Linked DNA regions of Homo sapiens: region 1 is linked to region 2. A link is an interaction called in ENCODE POLR2A ChIA-PET data of the cell type or tissue named here. Cell type or tissue: MCF 10A. All regions are shown on one strand. Links, peaks and the distances in the headings refer to the core of each region. The heading gives the core; the rest is flanking DNA.

Evidence for each region. Peaks named below come from ENCODE experiments on the same cell type or tissue, not always from the same donor. Only the 100,000 strongest peaks of a DNase experiment are listed, where the experiment ranks them.
Region 1: POLR2A ChIA-PET joins it to region 2 with 5 read pairs; 2 of 35 experiments call an interaction of 5 or more read pairs at or near these places.

Annotation. Positions count from the first base shown.
Region 1 is chr1:226,969,343-226,977,139 of GRCh38, reverse strand. The region is part of intron 4 of COQ8A (coenzyme Q8A); the gene reads right to left. Among named protein-coding and RNA genes, the nearest start is that of COQ8A, 33 kb to the right of the region's middle. RefSeq lists an enhancer at 2,699-3,312 and a silencer at 5,106-5,306. In MCF 10A, for the core only: no CTCF peak of the experiment used is centred there; DNase peaks (open chromatin) are centred at 2,869 and 3,109.
Region 2 is chr1:227,252,749-227,260,545 of GRCh38, reverse strand. It overlaps CDC42BPA (CDC42 binding protein kinase alpha), which reads left to right. Exons shown (of 37, transcript NM_001394014.1): 2 at 6,391-6,482. Among named protein-coding and RNA genes, the nearest start is that of CDC42BPA, 62 kb to the left of the region's middle. In MCF 10A, for the core only: no CTCF peak of the experiment used is centred there; no DNase peak of the experiment used is centred there.

The DNA.
Region 1 (7,797 bases), core at 924-5,923, 280 kb after region 2:
CTGGGAAGGACCCAGCACAAATGGGAAGACGGACCAGGGATGGTCCACAGACCAACGTCACCCCGACCACACAGGGCACCCTGAGAACACAACCACCCGCTTCAGGTCTGTCTGAAGAGCCTCCCATCACCTAGACTTCCCTAATTCACTGGAACAGGAAAGGTGTTGCCACAGGCATACAAAGCACTTGGTGGTGAGAGTGAGAACACTTTTGGCTCCCCCTAATCCAAGCCAGGGGAACTCGCGGGGCTCAGGCGCAGCCCTCGCTGGGTAATGGAAGGCCCTCTCGCCCACCTTGCCCTTTCTGCGGGGCTGGCAAACACTGACATCTGAGGACCGTGGGGTGCCAGGCCTTCCCATTATCCTCTTTCACAATCTTCCGAATCAAGGTCCACTAACACCTCATTTATCCAAAAATCAGTCAATGAATGATCCCAGCTGCTCAAGAAAGCCACTCCCCACCCCTGCCCAGGAGCCCAGAAGGTGCCACTAATGCCACACCTCACCCAGGGCCAGTATTCTCTTCCTTTATACCCAGCTGTAGCTGGCTTTCCGGGTAGGCATGGGTGAGCAGAAAGAGGGTGAAGAGCACCTGGCTGGGCACGGTGACCATGGCCGGCAGGGCTGAGACCAGAGCGGCCGCACGATGAGCCGGCCTCGGAGAGCCCCGCACCCCGCACCCGGGCAACATCGCAGCCCCGCAGCCCCGCAGCCCCGAAGCCAGGCAACATCGCAGTCCCACAGCCCCGCAGTCCCACAGCCCCGCAGCCAGGCAACATCGCAGTCCCACAGCCCCGCAGTCCCGCAGCCCCGCAGCCCGGCAACATCGCAGTCCCACAGCCCCGCAGTCCCGCAGCCCTGCAGCCCCGCAGCCAGGCAACATCGCAGTCCCACAGCCCCGCAGTCCCACAGCCCCGCAGCCAGGCAACATCGCAGTCCCACAGCCCCGCAGTCCCGCAGCCCCGCAGCCAGGCAACATCGCAGTCCCACAGCCCCGCAGTCCCGCAGCCCCACAGCCAGGCAACATCGCAGTCCCACAGCCCCGCAGTCAGACAACATCGCAGCGCCACAGCCCCACTGCCCGGCAGCCAGGCAACATCGCAGCAGGGGGCTGTTGGGGGAGAGGGCTCACACCAGGACGCTCTGTTTAAGGCGCAAGGAAACTGGCATCTGCTTGCATGTTTCCAAATTCTCTACAGTGATTATGCATGACTTTTATGAAAAATACAGAACTTGTTGAAAATTTAATGAAAAGTACATTTTAAAACTAAAAAGAAGACAACTCAATTTTTAAAAAAATGTTTTTGCGATACATTTTTACCCACACCTGGGCAACAGTGCACCCTCCACGTCCCCAGCAGTCTGGGCAGCCCCTGCCTCACAGGCTGTCGTGCGGGCGTGAGTAGAGCACTCGCCGGGCCAGGAACACACAAAGGCCACACAAGCAGCTGCTGTTGTTCTCGTGACTCTATTCAAAAAGGCTGGGCCGGCGCAGAACAAAAGAAATAGAAGGCAAGCCACACATATAATTGTTACTTTTCTAGCAGCCACACTGAAAAAGGCAAGAAGAAACATGCAAAATGAATTCTAATAGTATAATTTACTTAATATACCCAAAATGTTATCATTTCAACAAGTAATCAAAATAAATATTATTAGAGATATTTTGCACTTGTGTGTGTGCACAAAGTCTCCAAACACCATGTGTGTTTTATACTCAGCACATCCCACTGTGGACCAGCCGCATTTCCAAGGCCCCGTGCGGCTGGCGGCTCCGTACTGGGCAGCATGGGGCAGGATAAGCTGAGCCTCCTGGCCCTCAGGAGTGACAACACACATGGTACAGATGTCTGCTGTGTTGGGATGGGGGTGCCTGGCAGGTACATCAGCTCTTTCTCTCGCTGTAGAAAGCCCTGGGCTCAGAGCTGGGAGACACAGTCCCCGTTTAAACATTAACTCCCTGATGCCTGCCCACCTCTGCCCTGCCAGCACTCGAGCACACGATCTGACTTAGCGAAATAAACGGAGACAGGCAACATTAGCCTGTGCACTGCAGTGACCTTCACCAATGTCTCTCTGTGTCTGGATTCTTCTCTGCCTGAAGCAAGTCCAGAGACAAGCCCACGAGAGGGGCAGGTGGATCCACAGGTTACCGGAGATGCCACAGCTGTAGGGTGGGCCACATTGAGCTCCTCCTTCTGCAGGCAGAGGTGTGTCCCCCTCATCACCCTCCATCAGGACCCCCCTCAAACTGTTCTCTGGCCACTTTCAGGCACACAGCTCTCCACTGGCAAGGACCTGTTATTAAACAAATGACCAAAAGAACATTCCACAGAGGAGGCCTCAGGCCCCACACGTCCCTCAGGACCGACCAGCCCAGTGCCAGGCCAAGGCGCTGCCCACTGACAGACAGGCAGGCTCCCCAGGGGACAGAAACCAGCCCAGCTGGCCAGCAACCCTGACCTTGGCCTCACGAGCTCCTGCACCAGTGAACCCAGAATAAACTGAGGCCCTCCCGCCCCAGACTCAGCGCATTGCTCAGGAACCCAGGCCAGCCTCTGCCCTCCATTAGAACCAGCCAGCACTGGAGGCAACTCCAGAAGATGAGCACCTCAGCCGGCACTCCCCGGGTCCTCGTGGGACCCCACTCGGCACCCCCACAGCCCTCAGGACACCTCACACCTCTCCCTGCTCAGATCCACATTCTAAGAGCGCCCCCGGCTTGGCCCACGTGGCCAGCAAGGTCGTCCTGGAGGAAAACCAGCCCCAGCACAAGCTCCAGGCTCTAAAGCCACTGTGAGCAGCCTTGCTTCCCTCCTGGCCTGTTCCAGGAAAGCTTCTGACATGTTTCTCCGAGAGAAGTTATGCAATGAAGGAATGACAGGGGAGGGAGGGGCAGGCTCTCCCCCAGGCAGGAACACAGGCTGCAGGCCAACCTCCTATGACTTCTGGAGCCCAGTCCCCCACAAGGCCCCATCCTCCCAAAAGTCCCTCTAGGAGGTCATCAGAGCCAAACAGGGCCCTCCTGTGGGCAGTCACTCGGCTTCTGCCCAGATGGACACCAGGAGGTTAAAAAAAGCAAAACATCAAACAACTTCCAACAAACAGGGCCCTTCCTAGCAGGCTGGGTGAAAAGTGCTTAAGGGCAGGGGTGAGTAAGTAAAGTTCCTTGGGGCTTTGGCTTTACCTGCCAGAAACTAGGCCTGTTTACAGAGAAGGGCTCGGGGGAGTTTCTCTACCAGCAAGGGGTAAAGATACAGCTAAACAGCAGCAAACTATAAACCAGGCGCTGCGCTAAGCCCAGCTTTTACTGAGGCATCCAACAATCCTCATCTAATAGACAAGAAATCCCCACAGAAAATGCAGCAGCCCAGGAGGCTTCCCTTTGCTTCAAGGTGTTCCTGAATCCCCAGTGTTCAGTCTTTCTCTATCACCACCTGGCATCCTCCAGCTGCCCCCAGCCTCAGGGGAGGACAGGGGGCCTGGGGAGGGGGCTGCAGCCCCCAGCATGGCAGGAAGGGGCACGGGAAGGCGAGAGGAGTTCCTAGCGGCTGCTCTCACAGGTTCTCAGGATCTGTCCCTCTGTTCCCAGAACTGGACTGGTGGGGGAAGGGAAGCCCTATAGCCCCTCTGGGGCCTAATTACAGAGCCTGGCCAGGCTCAGACTTCCACACACACCACAGAGGCCTGGGCTCTAGTCCCAGGGATGTCACAAATAACCATATGGCCCTGGGCCATATGCTTCTTCTTGGCTCAGCTTCCTCATCTGTAACAGGAGAGAATAAGAACCTCTCTCATCTCCAACACAGAGCTCCTGAAATACACAGAAAAGCCCCTTTCCAAGGAGGCTCCTGAGAAGGCAAAAAACTACACTCCCGCACCCCTGCTGAGGGTGCAGAACTCTTGGATCTAGAACACATCTATCCTGCTGCAAAGTGGACCCAGAAGAGCACTGGCACTGCAGGAAGCATGGCGTGTGCCCTCAGCAAATCAGGCTGGCGTCACTGCCTGCCACTTGTCGCTGGCCTTGTATGCAGCCCTGTCAACAAAGGGGCATCATGCCAGCAGGTTAGGGCACACAGTGCTGTTGCAGGGGGTCCTGAAGGTCCCAGCCAAAGGGTCCAACAGCATTGCTGCTGTGGGATGGCTCTCAAGGCCACAGCAAGCCACAGCCAGGTCTCGAACCGTGTCCAGAAACCAAGTGATACTGTGAGTCTTTCACAAAACTAAGTTATTCCATTTATTCTCCTCTGTCTTAAAGCACGTACTTTATACTTTTGCACTGTTAAAATGTCCTTTTGAAAAGATAAATAAAGTGATGGTATAAAGTGGTGCTTTGTTTTAAATGTCCTTACATGCAAAATTTTAAAAATAACCACCCCAAGCCCATTCACCCAATGTTTGTTTTAAATTTTACCACTGAGATGAGGGACACAAAAGTTTGGGGGGATGGGGCACAATGGTCCCAGAGAGAGCTTTGCTGCTGGTGTATTAACAGTATCCGAAGTGTACTGGCATCTTTGGGAAATTAAGCAACAAGAGCCAACAGCCTAAGCAATGCCTGTTTTCTAACATAAGAGAGTTACCTTACCTCTTAGGAAACCCAATAGAGTCTCATAAGCTATATTTAAAAGCAAAGTATTTTTCTGGGAGTAAGGGACCCCCAACCTTTTACCTTTTAAAAATAATAGGATACCCAAAGGTCCATTCCCTCTACTCTTCATTCCTGGCCCACTGACCTGCTTTTTCTCATATGAGCATCTCCTTGTTTTCACAGGTCAAATTTCAAAATCCTTTCTACACAGAATCAAATAATATTATTGCTTCCTCTTTCTTTACTTTTTGTTTCCTGTCTTCCTCTCTCCCCTTTTCCTCTCTCCCCTTCTGCCTTAATGATGTGGATTGTAAGTTCCTGTGTGAAGGCCCCAGGAACCACCACAGAGCTATGCACAAAGCAGTGCTCAACTCCTTCTGGCAAGTCTTCTCTAGTGCCTCCTCTATCCATTAAAGTCTCACTTCTGTAGGTGTCCATTTCTCAATGTATAGGTACAGAGGAGATAAGTCATCTCCTCTAAACCTGCAAGACTGAAGGATAAATGGAAAAAGGCATGGAAAATACAGAAAAGAGCAAAGGAGACACAGGGGACAGAGGGAAAAGATCTAACATATGTGTAATTGGAGTCCCAGAAAGAGAGGAGAGAATAGTACAGATACAGTATTTGAAGAAATGATCAAAATTTTCCAAAACTGATGGAAGCCACAGTTCAAGATGCTCTGTAAACCCCAAGCAGAATAAATACAAAGCAAACCACACTCAAGCATGTCACAGTCAAACTGCTAGAGAACAAAAACAAAAAGGAAATCGTAAAAGCAGCCAGAGAAAAGAAATAAGACATAACTTTCAAAGAAGCAGCAATATAACTGATAGCCACATTTTCAAAAAAACAATCAAAGTAAGAAAACAATAGAGGAATATTATTAAAGTGATCAAAGGAAACACATTTTCAACATCGAATATTCTACCCAGCAAAAATACCTTAAAAAAATAAAGTATGATGATATATTCTCTTTTTTCTTTTTTTTCTTTTTCTTTTTGAGATGGAGCTGTCATCCAGGCTGGAGTGCAACGCCGCCATCTTGGCTCACTGCAACCTCCACCTCCCCAGTTCAAGTGATTCTCCTGCCTCAGCCTCCCAAGTAGCTGGGATTACAGGTACCCACCACCACGCCCAGCTAACTTTTTGTACTTTTAGTAGAGATGGGGTTTCACCGTGTTAGCCAGGATCGTCTCGATCTCTTGACCTCATGATCCACCCACCCTGACCTCCCAAAGTGCTGGGATTACAGGCATGAGCCACCGTGCCCAGCTATAATGACATTTTCAAAAAAATAAAAACTAGGTCGGGTGTGGTGGCTCATGCCTGTAATCCCAGCACTTTGGGAGGCAGAGGTGGGTGGATCACCTGAGGTCAGGAGTTCGAGATCAGCCTGGCCAACATGGCAAAACCCCATCTCTGCTAAAAATACAAAAATTAGCTGGGTGTGGTGGCATGCACCTGTAATCCCAGCTACTCAGGAGGCTGAGGCAGGAGAATCACCTGAACCCGGGAGGCAGAGGTTGCAGTGAGTCGAGATCACGCCATTGCACTCCAGCCTGGGTGACAAGAGCAAAACTTCATCTCAAAAAATAAATCAATAAAAAATAAATAAAAACTAAAAGAATTCATGATTAACAGACTACACTGTAAGAGAGAGGAGAGTTCCTCAGAGAAAAAGAAAATTATACCAAATAAAATTATAGAAATGCAGGAAGAAAGAAACACAAAAAAGGGCAAATATGTGGGTAAATCTAAATTCATATGGGCTGTACAAAGAAATAATTCTTGTGGTGTTTAATATATCTTAATATCTAAAAAGTGTTCTAAGGTATTAGCATCATTGGAGAAGTAGTAAAAATAATCACTTATTTTTATATTGTAATAAGTCAAGATGCGTGCTGTAATCTCAAGAGTGATCACCAAAAGAACCGTAAAGGAATGTAAAACATAAGAGCTAACAAAGAGAGAACATGCACGGTCACGCATCATGTAACATTTCAGTCAACGGACTGCATATACGACAGTGATAGATTGTATCATATTTTTACTATACCTTTTCTATGTTTAGGTACACAAATACCGTTGTATTACAGTTATCTACTGTATTCAGTACAGTAACATGTTGTAAAGGTTTGTAGCCTAGGAGCAACAGGCTATGCCATACAGCCTAGGCATGTAGCAGGCTATACCATCTAGGTTTGTGTAAGTACACTCTATGATGTTCACACAATGATGAAACTGCCTAACGACACATTTCTCGGACTGAATCCTTGTTAAGACACACATGAGGGCCAGGTGCGGTGGCTCATGCCTTTAATCCCAGCACTTTGGAAGGTTGAGGCAGGTGGATCACTTGAGGCCAGGAGTTCAAGAACAGCCTGGCCAACATGGCAAAACCCTGTCTCCGCTAAAACTACAAAAATTAGCCGGGCATGGCAGCACACACCTGTAATTCCAGCTATTCGAGTGGCTGAGGCATGGGAATTGCCTGAGGTTGCTGTGAGCCGAGATCACGCCGCTGCACTCCAGCCTGGGTGACCGAGCGAGACTGTCTCCAAAAAAAAAGAGAGACGCATGACTATAATTTTAAGTCCTTGATTAATTTAAAAGAAGGCAAAACAGGTGAGAAAAAGGGGGACATAACAGACAGGTCAAATAGTAAACAAACAAAAACTAAGGTAGTAGATATAAACTCCAATACATCCACAATTGCATTTAAATGTAAATGGACTAAATATTCTCATTGTAAGATTATCAGTCTACACTTAAAACACACAAAAAACCAACTATATATGCTGCTCATAGATATGCATTAAACATAAGGACATTTTAAAAGTTGAAAGTACAGGGGAAAAAAAAAAGGTAACATGCAAACATTACCCAAAACAAAGCTGGAATGTAGCTATAGTAATATCAGACAATGAGGACTTTCACAGAGATGAAAAGAGGCATAACATAAGAATGAAGGGTCAATCCCTAGGAGGATATAAGAAGAATTCTAAATCTGGCCGGGCGCGGTGGCTCACGCCTGTAATCCTAGCACTTTAGGAGGCCGAGGCGGGCGGATCATGAGGTCAGGAGATCGAGACTTATCACGCACGTGTAGTCTCAGCTACTCGGGAGGCTGAGGCAGGAGAATCACTTGAACCCAGGAGGCAGAAGTTGCAGTGAGCCAAGATTGTGCCACTGCACTCCAGCC
Region 2 (7,797 bases), core at 1,325-6,324:
TAGCTATCACTAGTGGCTTGCAATCTATGTTCCTACCACCTGGCCAGTAGTTGTAGGGAGGAAGGAGGTTGGATGGGAGAATTGAAGGAGACTCTGTTGTTGGATCTTGGGCTACACAGAGTAGGGAGAAAGATGTACCTTGCAAGGTATACCAGGCATTTTGTATTGGAACTTTGAGTTCTTTTTCTTCTAGAATTATTCATTTATCTGTTCATTAAACAGTAAACAATGAACCCCAGGCAGTGTTTTAGGAACTCACATAGAAACATACTTTGTTCTTTTCAGTTTCAGAGATCTTTTTTATTTAACTTAGAATTATTTCACTTTTGAATCTCTTAATTTCAGCATCTGTATTTATTTCAAACCTTTTGGGAATAAAGAGGCAACTTGTTATGTTGGAAAGGCTTTTGGAGCCTGATAGATCTGAGTTTTAATCCTGTCTTTGCCACTTACTAGGTATTTAATATTCAGGAATTTATATTATCTTTCTAAACCTTTTTTTTTTTTTTCTGTAAAATGGGAAGTTCTTAGTATGGTACTTGGCTTAGATGGCTCCCAATAAAATAATGCCTGCTAAGATTATTATTATCACACAGAAAGTTTGTCCTTAGTACCAAATCAATTTTTTTTGTTTTTGTTTTTGTTTTGCCAAGAAGTACTTTTAAAACTAGAGTACATTAAGACAATGATTAAAGGATTCTGTTTTGTTTATTTTTATATCACATTCTTGAAGTTTGGACAAGTTGTCATAATTTACATAAAACTATTACTTCTAAGCTATTACTTCTAAGTTGGTGTGTCCTTCTCTGAGCTAGCAGTGTCATAGTAGTACTGTGACTTACTAGTCAAGTTTAGGCCAGCAAGTCACATACTATGTTTAGGCCTTATAATATTAATGAGGGTTAATAATATGTACCTTATGGATTTTATGATAACTAAATTACGTATTAGTTTGGAAGCTAACCGTGTCTAGTTGTGAGCTAAAAACCAAGTATTTAGTGTAAGATTCAGGCTTGTTCGGGAAATACAAGGCGGGGATGCAATCAAATGTCAGGAATCGCCAGAACACCGGGAATAAGGAAGCTATCGGAACACTTCCTTTTCTCATTGTCTTTGCCTTTCTCTATGCATCTGCTTTGTTTTTCTCTTTCATTATGTGGAACTGATTTTCTCTTTTGCTTTTAGAGTCATAGTAGGATGTTTGCCTCAACACTTGCTGAGTTTGTATGTTAATTCTTGTAATCATCTGCAGAGACTGACTCTGAGTTAGGTTTGAAATTACTTGTCCCCCAGCTTAGGTCAGATTTCCATATTGGTTCAGTTAACACTGGCCAGTTAAATGGGGCCTCACAATATGCACTTGGCCCACCCCTGAGAACTGAGGGGGAGATTTTCAGAAAAAGGGAGGGAGGCGGCGTGGCAGATACCTCAGAAAGTGTGTGCCACAAGTGAAGTCATTTAAGTATACAGCACTGAAGAAAGTCAAGGTATTGTTATCATTAGATGATGTAGTACTTTGTGAAATATCACTAATAGCATCTATTCAGAATAGCATGTCATTTATCTACCAGCGCAACAGATCTGATTAGTCCCTTATATGCCCTTGATTTTTGTCAAGGGCAGTAGCGTAGTGATTATTATATCTTTTTCAATTGTTGTAATGAATATAAAGTCTTTTGCAATTTGTCTTTTATATTCAAAATTATTTTAATCATAGAGTGTGCTTGAAATGAACTTTTTGGTGGATATAATTTTTAAGAACATATCTTTGTATAAAAGCACTTTTGTTAAATATTGCTAATGAACTTTTTTCAGGAATAAGTTGAACGTATAATCAGTTTTTTTTCAAATGCAGCATAGAAATAAGAAATATTCAAGTAATTGATACATGATTCTTTTGGTTCTATCATTGAATTTCTGAACTCTCAGCTATAACTTGTTAAGGCATCTTTTAAATTATCCCAGACATTATGAATGGAGTGCTCAGTAATGATTTGTATAACCCTTAGCTTTGTTTTGATTCATTTTCTTTATACTACTTAGGGTATCATCATATGACAAGATAACTGTATACCCCTGTATAGACACTTAATATTGTTAATATTTATTGTTCTGTGTTCATATTTACCCCAAATTAGAATAGTCAATAGGTATAATTTACCTGAAGTGTCAGCTCTGCAGCACACTTTTTCTGAATTTCTGATTTAGTCTGGGTGGGGGAGCTAGGTTTCGGTTTAAGGATGCCTTTGTTTTGTGATTTTGTGATATAGTAGAAATCAAAACTGCTTTTAAGTATAGAAGACTGGTGTTACAATTATTTGGGGGGATAGTCAGGCTCCCATTTTCAGTTCTTTTTTTTTTTTTTTTTTCCCGGACAGGGTTTCACCCTGTTGCCCAGGCTGGAGTGTAGTGGCGCCCTCTAAGCTTACTGCAGCCTTCATCTCCTGGGCTAAAGTGGCCCTCCCACTTCAGTCTCCTGAGTAGCTGGGACTGCAGGCACAAGCCACCGTGTCTGGCCGATTTTTATATTTGTATTTTTGTAGAGACAGAGTTTTGCCACGTTGCCCACGCTGGTCTTGAACTCTTAGACTCAAGCAATCCGTCTGCTTTGGCCTCCCAAAGTATTGGGATACAGGCGTGAACCACCACACCCGGCCCCATTTTTAGTTCTAGTAGGTCTGTATGTATCTCCCACCTTGTCAAACTTGTGTGTAATTTTTTTTAAAAAAGGTTTCACCCACCTTGTCAAACTTGCGTGTGATTTTTAAAAAAGTTTTCTTCCTTTTTTTTTTGAGACAGAGTCTCACTCAATCGCCCAGGCTGGAGTGCAGTGGCATAATCTTGGCTCACTGCAACCTCCGCCTCCTGGGTTCTAGTGATTCTCCTGCCTCAGCCTCCCAAGTAGCTGGGATTACAGGCGCCCATTTACTACCATGCCCATTTAATTTTTGTATTTTTGGTAGAGACAGGGTTTCACCATGTTGACCAGGCTGGTCTTGAACTCCTGACCTCAGGTGATTCACCCGCCTTGGCTTCCTACAGTGCTGGGATTACAGGCCACTGTGCCCAGCATCTTCCTATTTTGTTTTAAAACAGCTTTACTGACATGATTGACATACCAAACAATTCACCTGTTTGAAGTATACAATTCAGTGGTTTTGATATCTTACTAATTTTTAAAAATTGTGGTAAAATACATATAACAAAATTTGCCATTTTGACCACTTTTACATGTACAATTCAGTGGCATTAAATTATATTTATAATATTATGTAACAACCATCACATAGCTGTCTCTAAAACTTTTTCATTATCCAAAGAGAAATTCTGTAACCATTAAGCCATAAGTTTTCATTCTCCTGTCCCCCAGCCCTTAGTAACCTTTAATCTACTTTCTGTCTCTATGAATTTGCCTATTCTAGATATTTCATTTAAGTGACATAATATATTTGCCTTTTAATGCCTGTCTTACTTTACTTAGCATGTTTTCAAGATTTATCCACATTATAGCACGTATCAGACCTTAACTTCATTTTAAAGCTGCTTAACATACTGGTGTGTGTGTGTGTGTGTGTGTGTGTGTGTGTGTGTGTGTGTCTGTATATATATATCACATTTTGTTTATCTGTTCATCTCTTGATGGACATTTGGATAATTTCCACCTTTTGGCTACTGCGAATAATGCTGTCATGAACATCATTGTACAGATATCTGTTTGAATCTCTTCTTTTGATTCTCTTGGGTACATAGGAATGGAATTGCTGGGATATGTTGGTAAATCTATGTTTAGCTTTTTGAGGAACTACCCAACTGTTTTACAAAGCAGCAGTAACATTTTATATCCCCTCTAGCAATGAATGAGGGTTCCAGTTTCTCCACATCCTCTTCATCACTTGTTATTTTCTGTTTTATTTAATTAATTTAAAAAATTCAGCTATTGTAGAGGTTGTGAAGTGGTATCTCATTGTGGTTTTGGTTTTCATTTCCTTAATGATTAGTGATGTTGAGTATCTTTTCATATGTGTTTTGGCCATTTTTATATATCTTCATATATATATTATTTTACTTTTAAGTTCTGGGATACATGTGCAGAACATGCAGGTTTGTTACATAGGTATACATGTGCCATGGTGGTTTGCTACACCTATCAACCTGTCATCTGTGTTTTAAGCCCCGCGTGCATTAGTTATTTATCTAATGCTTTCCCTCCTCTTGGCCCCCACCCCAACAGGCCCCAGTGTGTGATGTGCCCCTCCCTGTGTCCATGTATGTTCTCATTGTTCATCTCCCACTTATGAGTGAGAACATGTGGTATTTGGTTTTCTGTTCCTGTGTTAGTTTGTTGAGAATGATGGTTTCCAGCTTCATCCATGTCCCTGCAAAGGACATGAACTCATTCTTTTTTCATTTTTATTTATCTTCTTTGGAGAAATGTTTATTAAAACTTTTGCCCATTTTTGAATTGGGGTTTTTTGTTGTTGACTTGTAGGAGTTCTTTGTATATTCTGGTATTAATTCCTTAGTAGATACATGATTTGCAAATACTTTTCCCATTCTATGGGTTGTCTTTTCTCTCTCTCCATATGAATTTTAGGATGAGTTTTTCTATTTCTGTAATGCCATTGTAATTTTGATAGGGATTGCTTTGAATCTGTGGATTGCTTTGGGTAACATTGTCATATTAACAATATTAAGTCTTCTTCCAATCTAGAATACTGGATGTCTTTTCATTTATTTAAGTCTTCTTTAATTTTTATCAGCAATATTCTGTAGTTTCCAATGTACAAGTCTTTCACCTCATTGGTTAAATTTATCTTTAAGTACTTTATTCTTTTGGATGCTGTTGCAAATGGAATTTTATTATTATTAATTCTTTTATTACTGCTTTTTAAGAGACAGGATCTTGCTGTTTTGCCCAGGCAGGAGTGCAGTGGTATGATCATGACTCATTGCAGCCTCGAATACCTGGGCTCAAGTTATCCTCCTGCCTTAGCCTCCTGTGTAGCTAAGGACTACAGGCATATGCCACCACGTTCAGCTAATTTTTTTCTCTTTCTCTTCTCTGTTGTGTCAATTCCAGATAGAAATCCTCTCTCTCTTTCCTTTCCTTACAAAACACAAATACAGAAATCCCTAGTGGACTTGACTAAGCAGTGTGGAATACCCGTTTTCGAAGCTAGTTAGAGCTAAATGCATACTTTTAGATCAGAGCAAACTGTATGACCTATCTGTTTCACTCCCCTAATGCTCAAATATGTATCTTTGATCTTATCACACTCTGGCTCCATGGAAGGAAGAGAGAAGACAGCTACACCCATGTATTATGATCCTTTAATCATATCAGTTCCTTTTTGTGTTAGAATAAAGAGGGACCTGAGGAGAGGAAAGGAGACACGTTTAAACTTCTCTTAGAGGCAGCAGAATATGTAATTGCTCTAATCATTAAACATTTTTAATTTACCAGTTAAAATTATTAATAAGATTACATCTAAATTCCTTTAATGAAATTCAAAGCCTTTTCCATTTTCTAGCTCTTATTTCTTTGCATTTCTTCTCACAATTCTTTACCATGGATTATTTACCATTAACACCCCAAATTCACTTCCTCGCCTCTCTTCATTTGCTTATATTGTTCCCTCTTGCCTGGAATATCTACATTGTCAAACCCAGGCAAAGCAGCAAGATTCTATTTAGTCCTCAAGGTTCAATTTATCTGTTATCTCCTTTGTGTGAAGCATTAGTATCCACATAATTAGTGTTCTATTCTCACTAATTCTGAAGCACTTAAAACTTTATCACATTATTAAATTTTGTGTCTGCATATATGCATACTTGTCTTTCTTGAATGAAGACTAAGAGTTTCTTGAAGGAAAGTATCATATCATAATCAAATTTTTAAAAACTCCAGTCATTGCCACCATGCTTTGTATACTGTAGACGTTTGCTAACGCATTTTAAAGGAACAAATGAATGAGCGTGAAAGAAACATGAGTTTACTTGGTGGGAATTGCTGAAGAGCTCTCTGGTGCCATGAAATCTGCTTTTATTTTTTATATCTTTGTGTTAAAATATATATTTAATGCTGATAGAATGTTAAAACTGGTCTCATTTTTACATCCCCCTTGCTTTGCATTCTTTTATATGTTATTTGGAGTTTAAACATACATTTCTCACCAAAAATGTAATTCATATGTAAGAAATAAAAGAAAATATATTGTTTTCTTAGGGAAATTAAATCTGTTTATTCTCATATAGTTTGGGATTTTTAAATATTTTGACAATTCTTAAATCATAATTTGAATTTTTGTGTAACTAAGAAACACCATTATTTATATCTAATTTGCATCACATTTTATTAAGAAAATAATTGATATTGCTCTTTCATTTCAGCTAAACCATTTACTTCTAAAGTGAAACAAATGCGATTACATAGAGAAGACTTTGAAATATTAAAGGTGATTGGTCGAGGAGCTTTTGGGGAGGTAAGAGATTAAGATTTGATAGAAGGTCTGCTAATTATTTTGGAAGCTGTTGAACACAATTGTGAGAGAATTTAACAAGTATTGTTACTTGTTACTTGTTAAACAATATTTGTTAAGTTGTGATTGATGTGATTGATTGTGCTGTTGTGATTGATATAATAGCTCAGAAAATAAAGTGTTGAATGAAATATTTCTACTGGGAATTTTTTCTAAGATCATGTTTTCACATGTACTTCATATGTCAATGTAAATATGAGTGTGTTTCTAGACTCTTCTTTTGTTCTGTTGGTCTGTCTTATTCTAGTTTATAAGGAATCTTGATACCTGGTAGTGTATATACTCTGACTTCCTTTTTCTCCCCCTCTCCCATCTCTCCTCCCCTGATATTTTCATAGTATTTTATTTTATGTATGAATGTATGTATGTATGTATGTATGTATGTATGTATGTATGTATTTATTTATTTTTGAGATGGAGTTTCCCTCTGTTGCCCAGGCTGGAGCGCAGTGGCATGATCTTGGCTCACTACAACCTCCACCTCCCGGATTCAAGTGATTCTCCTGCTTCAGCCTCCCGAGTAGCTGGGATTACAGGCGTCCGCCATCAGGCCCAGCTAATTTTTGTATTTTTAGTCAAGTTGGGTTTTTGCCGTGTTGGTCAGGCGGGTCTCAAATTCCTGACCTCAAGTGATCTGCCCACCTTGTCCTCCTAAAGGATATTTTCATAGTATTTTAGAATCAGTTTTTCAATTTCGACTCACTTGTAAAGATACACATGCACGCGCACGCGCGCGCGCTCTCTCTCGCTCTCTCTCTCGCTCTCTTTCTCTCTCTCCCTCCTCTCTCTCTCCTCTCTCTTCTCTTGTCTCCTCTCTCTCTCTCTTTTTTCCAGGAATTTGGGTAAAGTTTGTATTGAAACTGGAGATCAGTTTGCAGACAATTGGCATTTTAACAATACTACTGAGTCACCTAATCCATAGACGTGGTATATTCTTCCATTTATTTAGGGCTTTATAAATTTATCTCAATACCGTTTTGTAGTGTTCATTCAGTATAGAAGACCTCCACATCTTTCAGCAGATTTATTCCTGGATATGTGATAGTCTTGATATTATTTTAATTAGAATTGTTTGTGAAATTTCATTTCTTAATTGTTTTCTTGGTAGTAGTTAGAAGTAGAATTTAATTTTATTGATCTTATACCTTGTTATACTTTTCAAATAGGAATTTTGTTGAATTTTATTAATACTTTATCTGCATCTTTTGGGACACTCATGGTTTTTCTCCTTTACTTTGTTAATGTGTTGAATTATGCT